Regions from separate parts of the Homo sapiens genome. Here region 2 is linked to region 1. Evidence: read pairs that join two places in POLR2A ChIA-PET (ENCODE). Cell type or tissue: PC-3. All regions are shown on one strand. Links, peaks and the distances in the headings refer to the core of each region. The heading gives the core; the rest is flanking DNA.

Region 1 (7,701 bases), core at 3,058-5,557:
TAAATAATAAAACTAAATTTTAAAAAATTCCCTCACTAATAGCTAAAAGCATTCTAGCTGATTTCAAAACCTTCCCGAAGGAGATGAGAACTAGGCCTCGAAAGATAATAGGATTTGGGTAGGCAGAAAGGAGGCAGTAGACCTTCTATTGGAGAATAAGTGAAGGCAAAGGAATGGGAGTGAGCCTGGCTAATGTGGCTGCTGGTGAGGGACCTCCAGCCTGCTGTGGAAAATGTCAACTGGAATAATTGGGCCTTTCTCTGAACTTATAGTACTTAGTCCACCTGTATTTGTGTATACATTTTAAAATATTTATTTGCATGCAGATTGTTTTCTATAGGAGGAGAAAAGTGGTTGGCTCAAGTGCTTTAGATACAAAAGGACAGAACAGTCTTTTCCTAGCTCTGTGGTCTCCTGGCTGGGCCCCTCACGCTTGTATTGGAGCATTATAGATAGCAGCTATAGGCAGAAGCTGGAATAACTGCTCTCACAGCGTACTCCATGAGACTGACCAATAGTACCTCTTTGGTTTCCAGGTAACTAAATGAGACAGAGGTGGGCAGGGGGTTCTCTCTAAGCCTGCAGAGCCATGGTGGGATGCCCTGAGAACTGTGTTAGCTAGCTCTGGGCACACCAGGGACAGCACACTTGGCCTCATCAGTGTTTCCCTGGAGGGTGCAGGCATCTATGCAGGGTGAGTTGCTGCTCCTAAGGGACTTCTCTTGCACGTGCCACCACAAGGGCAGGAGCGGAGAGAGAAAGACTACATGAACTGTGTGAATTCACTTGAGACAGCTCCAGGACACAGAAATAACAGCATGAGACCTAAAAAAATTTTATGAATACATAATGTACATACTGATGGGGTACACGTAATGTTTTGAAACAAGTACACAATGTGCAATGATCAAATCTGGGTAATTGGGATATTCATCACCTCAAGCATTTATCATTCCTTTGTGTTAGGAACATTCCAAATCTACTCTTCTAATTATTTTGAAATATACAATAAATTATTGTTAACTATAGTCACCCTATTGTGCTACCAAGCATTATATTTTATTCCTTCTAACTATTTTTTTTTTTTTTTTTACTCATTAGCCAATTCCTGTTTATATCTCTTCACCACACTACCCTCCCAGCCTCTGGTAACCACCATTCTATTCCCTACCTCAACAGTATGAAATTTTGAGGGGAACAAAGCCTTTCATTATTCAGGTGGCAGCCTGATTCTAGGAAATGGCAGCTATTTTAGTGAGTGTGACTCTGTTGGAATCCCTGGCACATGAGTCTAGGTCAAGATTTCTCAGTCTTGGCACTCTTGACTGACACTTTGGGCCAGATGACTCTTTGTTGTGAGGACTGTCCTGTGCATGATAGGATGAATATTCAGCAGCATCCTTGGCTTCTACCCACTAGATGCTAGGAGCAAACTACTCCCGAGCTGTAACAATCAAAACTGTCTCGAGACATTCCAGAACCACTGATCTAGAGAATCGTGGGAGGTGTGTGTGTATAAGGATATATATATACCAGCCATTTAGATTTCTACCTTTTCACTTTTAAAAAGCTTCAGTGAACTTTTTCTAGCTTAATTTTGTCACATCTTTATTTTCTTGGTTTAGATTCCTAGACACGGAGTTGCTTGGTGAAAGAGTGGCACACTTCAAGGTTTTTTATATATATTGACCAGTGGCCTCCAAAAAAGTATTTAATTCTGATTCCTACCAAATTTGACACTTCCTTTTCATCTTTACAGAGTTCAGTCTGGTTTTGCACATGGTAGGTGCTCAATAAATATTGCTATTTAGGTGATTGAATGTTAGCTGTGAGTATCCCTCCCTTTTTTTCTACTAAATATGTGGGCATGTTGGTATATGGCACTTCACAATAATTTTTATAAGGGCTGAGTCTGGAGAAGATGTTTGTGATATGGGATTATTCCCTGTAAATAAGTGCTTCTCAAGCATGATCCCGGAACTAGTAGCATCTGCATCACTTGGAAATGTGCTAGAAATGCCAATTCTCAAGCCCCACAAGGACCTACCCTGTGTTTTAAAAGTCCTCCAGGTGATCTTCTAAAAGCTAAAGTTTAAGAACCACTGCAATAGATAATAAAGTAAATCAACACATGCTGCTTTTATCAGCAGGAAAATAGCTGTTCCCTAAACACTCTAATGTCATTTCCCTGGTGGGAGTTGGCCAGCCTGCCCTTGGTTCATAAGAGGTTATGAGACTCAATCTAAATGCAAGTAATGCTTTCTAACTCCATCTGGTGCCTTGGTTGGTTTGAGAGGCCCATCTCATGCCTATACTTTATGCTCAGGCCCATCTCAGCCTGCTCCATGGCCCACAGCCTAGGAGCCAACAGCTGGGACGTTTAAATGCAGAATGATACTTGCATGTTCAACCTCATTTGCTAGATTGCTCATTAGATAGATAATGCTAGATAATGCTGTTATCTTGGCCAGATATGAAGTCCAATGTGAGCAAGGTGGCCATCTGTTCAGGGCTGGATCCTTTTGGTATAATCAGAGACTATGTGGCTCCAGTAGGCACTTCCACCAGAGACAGCAGCGCAGTCTCTGGGGCTGAACCATAGGGTTGGTCATGTGCTGGATAGAGGAGGAGGTGGGAGGGCACACAACTTCCAAGAGCCTTTCTTCTAGATGTGACAGTCTCAGGGCACCCATTGGCCTTCCCAAAGGAGAAGAGACACAAAGTCAGGGGATTACTTTGGAAGGATGCCACACTGCAGTCAGCAGGGACTTCTGTGCTTGAACTCACACCTGGTTCCCCTCATCCCCTGTGGGTCAGAAATAAATCCATAATAACAGCTCCTGACATCTGTAATCCCTGGGGCTTACAGGATTCTGTGTTTGCAGTTCTCTAATTAGACTGAGACCTTTTTGTTGTTGTTGTTGAGACAGAGTGGTCTCACTCTGTCACCCAGGCTGGAGTGCGGTGGTGTAATCATGGCTCACTGCAACCTCCCATCTCAGCCTCCTCCGTGGGCTCAAGCCATCCTCCCATCTCAGCCTCCTAAGTAGCTGGGACTACATCATACCCGGCTAATTTTTGTATTTTTTGTAGAGACAGGATTTCGCCATGTTGCCCAGGGTGTTCTTGAACTAGTGAGTTCAAGCAATCTTCTCACCAGCCTCAGCCTCCCAAAGTGCTGGAAACACGGTCAGGAGCCACCACACCTGACCCTCGACTGAGGCCTCTCTTAAAGGCAGGGGCTCAGCTTGGCTTATAATGGTCATTTTTAAATGGGGCTGACTGCACTTTAAATGCTCATACGCTAAATTGCTTAATCTTCAGGATTCCCAAGGAACACCAGGCCCTGCCCACAGACAGATACATACTCCCAAGAAGCTAATTATATACAGGGGTTGAAAAACTTAATGTGAAACAATTAGTCAAAACTCTTCTTTGGAACCAGTTCCAGGTACTGCTTTGTAACTGAGAATTTTAAAACTGGTGAAATGCTGCTGGGCGCAGTGGCTCATGCCTGTAATCCCAGCGCTTTGGGAAGCTGAGGCGGGCGGATCATGAGGTCAGGAGTTTGAGACCAGACTGGCCAACATGGCGAAACCCTGTCTCTACTAAAAATACAAAAAATTAGCTGGGCTTGGTGGCAGGTGCCTGTAATCCCAGCTACTTGGGAGGCTGAGGCAGGAGAATGGCGTGAACCTGGGAGGCAGAGGTTGCAGTGAGCCGAGACAGTGCCATTGCACTCCAGCCTGGGCGACAGAGTGAGACTCCGTCTCAAAAAATAAAAATAAAAATAAAAATAAAAATGATGAAATGCATCATCATTCATATCTGATCCCTCTATCCCAGATTGATAGCAGTTTATTCTGTGACCAGTTCAGAGGTTCAGCAACTCAAGGTGATAGAGTTAAATTCTAAACAAGCCATCAAACTCTGCCTCTTCTCTGGCTGTGAGACAGCAACTTGTGAAAATAATTTCATCTGATTTAAGCAGACCAGGGCTGCAAATAAAGCAGCTGTTCTAAGGAAGTGGGTGCTGCAGTTATAACAGTAAGCGCTGAAGTGGGTGTCCAAATGCTGACAGTCAGAACATGTGTGCATGACTGGGCAGCTCTGTTAGCTGTGAATGGTATAGCATGGCATGAATGGAATGTGCTGGAATGCAGAGGACTCCCTGGGGTTCTTGTTGACCATTACATGGGTGGAGGGTGACCAACTGGTTTTTAGCACTGAAAGTTCTAAATAGAACTTTCTGGGAATGAGGGGACAGATATGAATGATGATGCATTTCATTATTTTTATTTTTATTTTTTGAGACAGAGTCTCACTCTGTCGGCCAGGCTGGAGTGCAATGGCACTGTCTTGGCTCACTACAACCTCTGCCTCCCGGCTTCACGTCATTCTCCTGCCTCCGCCTCCTGAGTAGCTGGGATTACAGGTGCCTGTCCTGGGAAGCCCCCTCAGTCCTTGGCGAACCAAGATGGTTGCTCACTCACCCTGTGTGGCTTTCAGATGTTTCAGCTCACTCTGTTCCCACGGCAGCCCGTCCTTCAGAGGTGGCTGAGTTCTTCATGAGACACATTGCAAGCAGCCCTGGAAAGTAAGGGTGCCCCATTAACCTTTCAGATCTGAACTATTTTCTGCCTATGAAGTGCATGTTCGGTTTTTATAGATTTTATATGTTTTCCCATCTTTCAGATCTAGCGCTGGCAAGCAGGTGGTATGGGAGTCCTAAAGTGGGGCAGCTGCTGATGTTGGAGGTAGATCCTGCCTCAGCACTGAGGCCAGGCTTCTGCAGAATCCTTTGAGGCTTCTGTCCTGAACTTCCAAAGTTCCAGCAGGAGGTGTTGGGCTAAGGTCAGGTGTCACAGTGGGAGTACGTTGCAGAAGCATAATATTCCAGAGGTTTCAGGGGCTTTCCCATTCAGTTAGTCAGTTTGTCACATCCCTCATCCCTAAGACTGGCCAGGCACATTTCCCTTTAGATGCTTATTGATGCCATTTTGGATTTTGTGGCATTCCCTAGAATGTCTAGAATGTTTAAAGTTCTGAAAAGCACTTAGTTCTCAAATATTTGAAAACAGAGGCAAAAGAATGTGTTGAGAGTGTGATTTCTGGAATCAGACTTCCTGTATTTAATCCCAGATCTTCCCTTTAATATCTATGACCCTGGGCATGTTACTTCAATTCTCTAACCTCAGTTTCGTTACCTGTATGTGTATATATATATACACACACATATATATATACACACACATATATATACACACACACATATATATATACACACACATATATATATATATACACACACACACATATATATATACACACACACACTTTGAAGAATGGGTATCCATCCCCTCAAGCGCTTATTCCAAGTTGCAAACAGTCCAATTACACTCTAAGTTTTTAAAAGATGTACTGTTATTATCAACTATAGTCACCCTGTTGTGTTATCAAATAGTAGGTCTTATTCATTCTTTCTACTTTTTTTGTTTCCATTAACTATCCTCACCTCCCTCAACCCCCTATTACCCTTCCCAGCCTCTGGTAACCATCCTTCTACTCTCTATGTCCATGAGTTCAATTGTTTTGATTTTTAGATCCCACAAAAAAGTGAGAACATGTGATGTTTGTCTTTTTCTTCCTGGTTTATATTTCACCTAACATAATGATCTCCAGTTCCATCCATGTTGTAGCAAATGACTGGATCTCCTTCTTTTTACTGGCTGAGTAGTACTCCATTGTATATATGTGCCACAGTTTTTTTTAATCCATCCACCTGTTGATGGACACTAATGTTACTTCCAAATGTTAGCTATTGTAAACAGTGCTGCAACAAACATGAAAGTGCAGATATCTTGTCGATATACTGATTGCCTTTCTTTTGGGTATATACCCAGCAGTGGGATTGCTGGATCAAATGGTAGCTCAATTTTTAGTGTTTTGTGGAATCTCCAAACAATTTTCCACAGTGGTTGTGCTAATTTACATTCCCACTGACAGCGTACAAGTGTTTGTTCCCTTTTCTCCACATCCTTGCCAGAATTTTTTATTGCCTGTCTTTTGGATACAAGCCATTTTAATTGGAGTGAGATGATGTCTCATTGTGATTTTGATTTGCATTTCTCTGATGATCAGTGCTGTTTAGCACCTTGTCATATACCTGCTTGCCATTTCTATGTCTTCTTTTGAGAGATGTCTATTCAAATCTTTCGGCCATCTTTTGACTGGATTATTAGATATTTTCCTATAGAGTTGTTTGAGTTCTTTATGTATTCTGGTTACTAATCCCTTGTCAGATGGGTAGTTTGCAAATATTTTTTCCCATTCTGTGAGTTGTGTCTTCACTGTGAATTGTATCCTTTGTTGTGCAGAAGCTTTTTAACTTGATGTGATCTCATTTGTCCACTTTTGCTTTGGTTACCTGTGCTTGTTGGGTATTGCTCGAGAAATTTTTGCCCAGATTAATGTCCTAGAGATTTTCCCCAATGTTTTCCTGGTGTAGTTTCATGGTTTGAGGTCTTATATTTAAGTTAACATATATTAAGTGTTTTGAGGACAGAATAGTGCAAATGGAAAGAGTTTAATAGACACAGCTACAAAATATACCTCTATTACTTCCTAGCTGTGTAGTCATGGGCAATTTAATTCACCTCTTCGAGCCTCAATTCCCTCATCTGTAAAGTCTTATCTCATAGATTACTTATGAGAATTAAATGAGATGACTAGGTAAAATTTCCAGCATATTGCCTGGCACCCTGCTTGCTTAATACATATTTATACTTTCCTATACACGATAAGTTAACATAGATTTGGTGCCAAAACAATTTAGTCATGTTCACCAAATAATCATATATGAGGCACTACTGGTGATTATTGAACTTGGTCCTTGGACTGTCATTGTTCTTGGTTAAGGTGCAGCAGATGTTAACTTTAAAATAGACATTTGGGTTCTTTGGTATTTCAACGGCAAGGGATGCTGTAGCAAATTTCTATGAACCCGGTAGCTGAGCAGATACAGTCTCACTTTATAACAAAGCATATTTTCATGAGACTCATGGAAATGGTTTACCAACTCCCAGAGGATTTGGTTACAATCACAATATTGCTTACCAGCTGTAAATGAAGGCTTTTGCCTGTCTGGAGCCAGCTCAGCACCATGAAGTATCTGGAGAAGAGCCAACAGGTCATGGAATTCTTTCTTCAGATGCTGCTCATCACTGCTTGCCTGGTCCCAAAAGATTTGTCCTGTGTCTTTTGTCCCTTCTATCCCCTGCTTGGATAGCATTCACTATCCTTCTTTTTTCATCTGATACCTTCTCTGGCTTGCAAAGGCCTTTCTACAGTCTTCCCTCCCTCTCTTTCCCACACAAGGCATGCTTCCATACAGCATTACATTGTCTATTTGCTCCTCTTGCCAGAATCCTTGGAAGCACCTATCCTTTGGGCTCGATATCTCACTCCCTGAGTGGCCAAACAATGAGATTCTTCCTGACTCACAAGCAAAGTTCATGGTTCCAAGGAAAAGCCAATGTTATCCATGGCAACCCTGAAAGATGAGTGAGCCCCATGCCAGCCGCTGCATGGGAAAGGCCAACAGCAAAATATCTTTACCTGACATATACACTCACATTCTTTTCACTACCTTCCATTTTTACCAGAATCCAGGCAGACTGATAATACATTCTAGATAATTGT
Region 2 (6,670 bases), core at 1-2,500, 460 kb before region 1:
GTTACCAACTGCTAGCCTTCATATTTTTAGAAAGGGCAGTTTTGATTAGACCCATCTATGAGGTTCTGTTTTTTTTTTTACTGGAAATTTCATGCGTTAAATGTTGGGTAGGATTAAGTGATGAGACGACGGGTCCAAATGTATTAATCACTGGGAAGTGTTGAAGTATTACCGACCATCTTACTCATTTCTTTATTTTTTCCTCTCAGTCACCAGTCAGAACAGGTCATCAGTAGTTGTGTAACTAAGATGAACAGGAACTTTGGTGTCAGGGGATACTTAGTGATGCCAGTAGTTTTTCCAAGCTTGAATTTATACTGTGACTATCAGGCAATATTTAGATGGGGGTAATGGAAACTTTTTTAAAGTATAGGAATTTTCTCCTTATGCTGACATAAGTAACATCTGATGCTGTAGAAGCTTAGTATCAAATATTAATTGGACTGAAATAGTTCAGAATATTTTCCCAAAATGATTTCCTCCCACTCAGTTTTTACTTTTGCAGAGCTTCTACTTACCATTTGTAGTAACCTGAATGACAATAAAATGGTGAAAAAAAGATTTGAAATGGTGAAACCGCCTTCTTCCAGATATCATTCAGGTGACTAAAATGCAAAACCAAGTACAATAGACAAATAATAGCAACACTAGAAAACAAGAAATACTACCGTCAATAGAGCAGCAATTTCTAGGTATTTTTGGAAGACAGGAGGGACATAGGGATTGACAGGTGTTTGTTGGTGTCAGTGTGAGCAAACCACGTAAGCTGAGTGAAGCAGAAATGGAGAGGTCTCACCAATTCTGAGTAGTGAGGGCTAGTAACAAAGATTAACCCTAAGGTGGGTGGACATGGGTGTGTGGTGGCTGGTTCCTGTAGTCGCAGCTACTCAGGAGGCTGAGATGGGAGGATCACTTGACCTAGGAGTTCAAGTCAAGCCTGGGCAACATGGCAGGACCCTATCTTTAAAAAAAAAAAAAAAAAAAAAAAGGCCCTTAAGGTGGTTGGAGAGAAATTACAGGGTGCATGGGGCAGGAGAGGGGTAGGTATCAGTAGACGTAAGGTTTGCTTTTTTCTCCCCAGTGAATATTTTACTCAAAACTGAGGAAAGTAGAGTGATACGCTACTGCAGAATAGGTTTTTTGTTTTTTTTTTCAAGCCGGGTGCTGTGATTCTTGACTATGGCTGAGTAGAATCAACCGTCAGTGCATGCAGATAGCTGGGCCAGAATCTGGAGGGTGGAACTGGCCATTTAAAAAAGTTCTTTAGATTTAATAATGTGGAGCTATCATTGGTGGGAGTAGTATTATAACTCAGAGCTTCCTAACTTCCTAAGCTGGCAGTTCAGTAGTGGCTGATAATGAGTGAATCATGTATATGGCAATCTTACACTTGTTATTGTATGTCTTTTTTATAGCCATCCTAGTGGGTTTGAAGTATCTCGTGATTTTGATGTGTTTACATTCTGACTAATGATGTTGAGCATTTTTTTATGTACTTCTTGGCCACTTGTATTTCTTTGGAAAATTATCTATTCCAGTTCTTTGCCCATTTTGAAATGGGTTATCTCATTTATTACAGTTTCAGGAGTTCTGTATATATAATAGACATAAAGCCACTATAAAATAAATTAATTACAAATATTTTCTCCCATTCCAGGAATTGTTTTTTCACTTTATTGATGGTATCAGTTGCAGCACAATAATTTTAATTTTGATGGGGTCCAGTTTATCTATTTCATTTTGTTGCTTGTGCTTTTGGTGTCATATCCAAGAGACCATTGCAAAATTGAAGATTATGAAGATTTACCCCCAGTATTTTCTTCTGTTTTATAGTTTTAGCTCTTGCATGTAGGTCTATCCATTTTGAGTTAATTTTTGTGTATGATGTGAGATAGGTGTCTAGCTTCATTCTTTCACCTGTGGATATCTGTTTTCCTAGCACCATTTGTTGAAAAGATTATTTTTTCTCTGTTGAATTGTCTTGACACCCTGGTGAAAAATCGATTGACCACAGATCTATGGGTTTATATCTGAAGTCTCAATTCTATTACATTGATTTATATGTCGTCTTTATGCCAGTATGACATTGTCTTGACTACTGTAATTTGTTATAAATTTTATAATAGGAAATCTGAGATCTCCAACTTTGATTTTTTTGAAGATTGTTTTAACTACTCTGGATCTCTTTCATATTCATCTGAATTTTAGGATCAGCTTGTCAATTTCTGTAAAGAAACCAGCTGGGTTTTGATAGGGATATATTGGATCTGTAATTAAAGTTGGTGCTTTTGTATATTAGTTTCTAGTATTCTGTGTCATCAGTGGCATCTTCATATTAACTTGCTTATGGCAGATTATAAATTTGTTCTCTACATAATTTTGGAGCATGATTGTGGGCTAACCTGCCAGTGAGAGTGGCTGCTGTGCAGCTGACAGTCTTCTATATTTGTGGAAAGGCAGGAGAAACAGCACGTTCAATTGCCTCGTGTTAGGATGGACAGAATTCGGTTAATTCAAGAGATATTTGAGAAGTTGAATCCACAGGACTTGATAATTGATGGAGTGTGAGAGATAAGGTAGAGAAAGATAGAAAAGGTTATGCTTAAGTTTCTTTGGGCAGCCAAGATGGGGAATGTTGAAGAAGGAGCTGAATTCCTTCAATTTGATCATTTCTCTACCTAGACCTATAGATTTCTGGTCCCTCTAGGTTATTGTATCCAGGGCTCTAAAGGCAGAACAAGGCTAGGATTTAGGATGCAGGCATGCATACAAAAATATGTTAAAGCTGGAAGGGTTGATAGAGTTACTACATTAGGCATAGCCAAGGCTTTATTTATATAGAGACAAACATAAGAGCTCTGAATGCATCCAAAGAAATCAGAGCTTGTATCCAAGGACATCAATGCTATTGGGGACAGAAAGGTGAGACATCAGTACTGTAAGTGACAACAGACAGCCTGAGATGTCAGTGTAGGCAGAAGTTAGGCTGGGGTCTCCAGAATCAGATGTTCAACTGACAGCAAGTGTGAAGGAGGACTTTGTCAGGGAGAACTGGGATCAGTTTCCAGAACCAGGAGAGTAGAATAAATAACATCATCTACCTGGAGTCTGAAGTTCATCCAAACTAGTGTTTATCAAAGAAATTTTAAGAATCATCTGTAAAACACGTAAAATGGAAATTCCTGGATCTCTCAGCAGGTCAACAAGAGGCTCAAGTGATCCTGCCACAGATGGAATATTGATCGTAATTTAAGAAACACTGATGAAACTATCAAAAAGACCAATTTCATGATGAATCAGCAAGCTACTAGGACATACGTCCTCTGTTGACATCTAGGACAAATCTTAATGTATGAATGGAGATTGGGGTTATCTACAAGGAATGGAGCTGTTACCAGAAAGGGGATCTTGATTCAGACCCCAATAGAGGCTTGGATCTTGCACAGGAAAGAATTCAAGATGAGTTGCAAAGTGCAGTGAGAAGAGATAGTTTATTGAAAGCTACTCCATTCCAGAGTAGGCATCCTCAGAAAACAAGCAGAGGAATGCACTGTCTTTAAGTTTTTCTTATATAGGGGTCTTCTCTATGTAAAGACTAAGGTGTGCGTACAGGTGGATAGACAGATAGCATGACAAAATTTAGTACTTTATTGATTTAAGGAAATCCATCCTTGGCCAGGTGCGGTGGCTCACGCCTGTAATCCCAGCACTTTGGGAGGCCTAGATGGGCGGATCATTTGAGGCCAGGAGTTCAAGACCAGCCTGGCCAACATGGCGAAACCCCATCTCTACTACGAAATACAAAAATTAGCCAGGCATGGTGGCACACACCTGTAATCCCAGCTATTCAAGAGGTTGAGGCAGGAGAATCATTTGAACCCGGGAAGCGGAGGTTGCAGTGAACCAAGATCATGCCACTGCACTCCAGCTTGGGTGACAGAGCCAAACTCCATCTCAGATAAATAAATAAATAACTCTGTGTTTGACTTCTTAGTGTGTAAGTGCATCAAAGCATAACTATAATTCTTGGAAGCATATATTGTTATGAGTATTGGGACTTCTGGACTTTCTGCTGTAGGAGTTTGTTCTTACAGGTGTCTTTAAGCTGTTTTCTTAGCTGTGAACATCTTAGTTCTATGGGTCATGACTGGGAAGTTTAAGATGGAGTTGATTTTAAAATGGTGTCACTCTGGCTCTTCTAGGCTTCTGCTTCCCTAATACAGTCACACTAGATAGATCTTTGGCCAGTCATGTCCTGTCATCCTCTAAATCAGGGTTTCTTGACCTGATTGGTGGGGAGGGAGGGCAGAGCAGTTTGCCTCAGAACATTTGGCATTATTCTGAGAAATACATGATTGTCATGACTGGGGAGGGTACTACTGGCATCTAGTGGGTAGAGGACAAGGATGCTGCAGAGTCATCCCCATAGCAAAGAATTGTCCAGTCCCAAACATCAGTCTTGCTGCTGTTGAGAAAGCCTGCTCTATATCCTGAAGGATCTTGTGATAAAGAGAAGAGTAATTGCTTCCTAGGTTCAAGAGACATGGCTAAGGTAGTTCTAACTCTTTTTCTGGGGGGCTGCTACAATTAGCAATATCCACACCACTACCGAAAGAAATACTAAACTTTTTGGAAAGAGAAGGATTGGGGAGAAGTGTGTGCAATGAGACAGGAAAGCCCCAGGAACTCCCCTGAAGTCTTTTCCATGAAGACTGATCCATGACAACAGCTGTGTGCATGGTATTAGAAATCCCTGTGGAAAGTGACCAGTAAAGAGAGCTTGTACTTGTGTAACAGTTTAGTTTACAAAGCACTTGTGTATTGCTTAGCTTCTTCTTTGCCTTGGGAAGTAACCAGGATTATTGGTTTCCTGTGGCTGCTGTAACAAATAACCAGAAATTTGGTAACTTCAAACAAGAGAAATTTATTCTCTCACAGTTCTAAAGGGCGGAAGTAATCCTGGCTCATGCCTGTAATTCTAGCACTCTGGGGGGCTGAGGCAAGAGGATCACTTGAGCCAGGGGTTCGAGACCAGCCTGGGCCACATAGTGAGACCTCATCTCTAGTAAAAAATTAGCTAGTCGTGGTGGTGCACAACTGTATTCCCAGCTACTTGGGAGGCTGAGGTGGGAGGCTCGCTTGTGTCAGGGAGTTTGAGGCAGCAGTAAGCCGAGACTGCACCACTGCACTCCAGCCTGGACAACAGAGCTAGACCTTGTTTTAAAAAAATAAAAAACAGTAATTTTAAAAGGCTAGGCGTCAAAAATCAAGGTGTCAACAGAACCATAATCCTTGTGGAAGCTCTAGGGGAGAATCTGTTCTTTGTTTCTTCCAGTTTCTGGTGCTGTCAGCATTCTTTGGCTTGTAGTGGCTGCAGCTCCCTCTGCTCCGTTTTCATATCTTCTCTTCTCTATGTGTCCCCAGACTCCTTCTGCCTTTCTTTCCCAAGGATACATGTGATTTCATTTACGGTCCTCCCAGATAATCAGGAAAAACCCTTCATCTCAAGAAACTTAATCACATCCTTTGCCATACAATAATACTCATGGGCTGCAGGGATTAGGGCGCAAGCATTTCCTTCTTTGGCCTACCATTCACCCCACTATACACAACAACAACACCCATCTTATAGATTATTTAGTAGGTCACACGGCTAATTAATTGTGGAATTCAGCATTGAGCTCAAATCCTGGTTTCATCTTTCATCACTATAGGGTGTATCATAATAAGAAACAAAGATGAGAAAAAAACAGGTAAGGCACAAAAAGAGAATAGAGGAGAAATAGGGATGTGGAAAACAAAATTAAGTTGCAGACTTGAGATTTTGGACAGTAAACAGAAAAAAATATTGCTGTGGAAAAGGTCAACAGGTGAGCCCAGGGACAATTGCCAATTAATTTTTCTTTGTCACCATATCTCCAAGTGGCTTAGTGCTCTAGGCCTGGAACTGTCTACAGTTGAAATAATTCCACTTACTTACAATAATTGGTACAGTGCCTTGCAAATAACGTTTCATCATTGGAAGGCACCATAGTTACTGGGCCCTCTAACATTTTTTGAAGCTTAAGTTCTATAAGGCCTTGTTGATTTGGTATTTTTATAAACCTTGCAAATAGTTAAACCTTGCCAGATGACTAACACTCCCAGGTAAATGGTAAACAATGTGGCTCTCATTTTTTCTACTCCTTGTCCGACATTGTCCAATTGAGAGAGACCACTGTCTTTAGGCCAGCTCCTCACAACCTTGCAGCACATTAGAGTCGCCTGGGGGAGTTTGTTTATTTCTTAATTTATTTTGAGACAGGGTCTTGCTCTGTTGCTCAGGCTGGAGTGCAGTGGCACGAAGAAGGCTCACTGAAGCCTCAACTTACTGGGCTCAAGGGATCCTCCCACCTCAGCCTCCCATGTAGCTGGGTGGGACCACAGGTGCGTGCCATCACGCCTAGCTAATTTTTTAAATTTTTTGTAGAGATGGGGTCTTGCTGTGTTGCCCTGGCCGGTCTCGAACTTCTGGGCTCAAGCAATCCTCCCACTTTGGCCTCCCAAAGTGCTGGGATTACAGGCATGAACCACTGCGCCTGCCCTCACCAAAGGAACTTTAAAAAAACATAATATTCTTGCCCACCTCAGACAATTAAAGAGCCAGAGAGTGGGGCCTGAGAAAAGGGGT

The links. ChIA-PET counts read pairs that join two places held together with the same protein. Peaks named below come from ENCODE experiments on the same cell type or tissue, not always from the same donor. Only the 100,000 strongest peaks of a DNase experiment are listed, where the experiment ranks them.
Region 2: POLR2A ChIA-PET joins it to region 1 with 8 read pairs; 1 of 35 experiments calls an interaction of 5 or more read pairs at or near these places.

The regions. Positions count from the first base shown.
Region 1 is chr10:58,852,580-58,860,280 of GRCh38, forward strand. No RefSeq gene overlaps it. Among named protein-coding and RNA genes, the nearest start is that of LINC00844, 140 kb to the right of the region's middle. RefSeq lists enhancers at 3,606-4,805, 3,943-4,559. In PC-3, for the core only: no CTCF peak of the experiment used is centred there; a DNase peak (open chromatin) is centred at 4,132.
Region 2 is chr10:58,399,410-58,406,079 of GRCh38, forward strand. No RefSeq gene overlaps it. Among named protein-coding and RNA genes, the nearest start is that of TFAM, 17 kb to the left of the region's middle. In PC-3, for the core only: no CTCF peak of the experiment used is centred there; a DNase peak (open chromatin) is centred at 1,392; H3K27ac peaks cover 378 bases.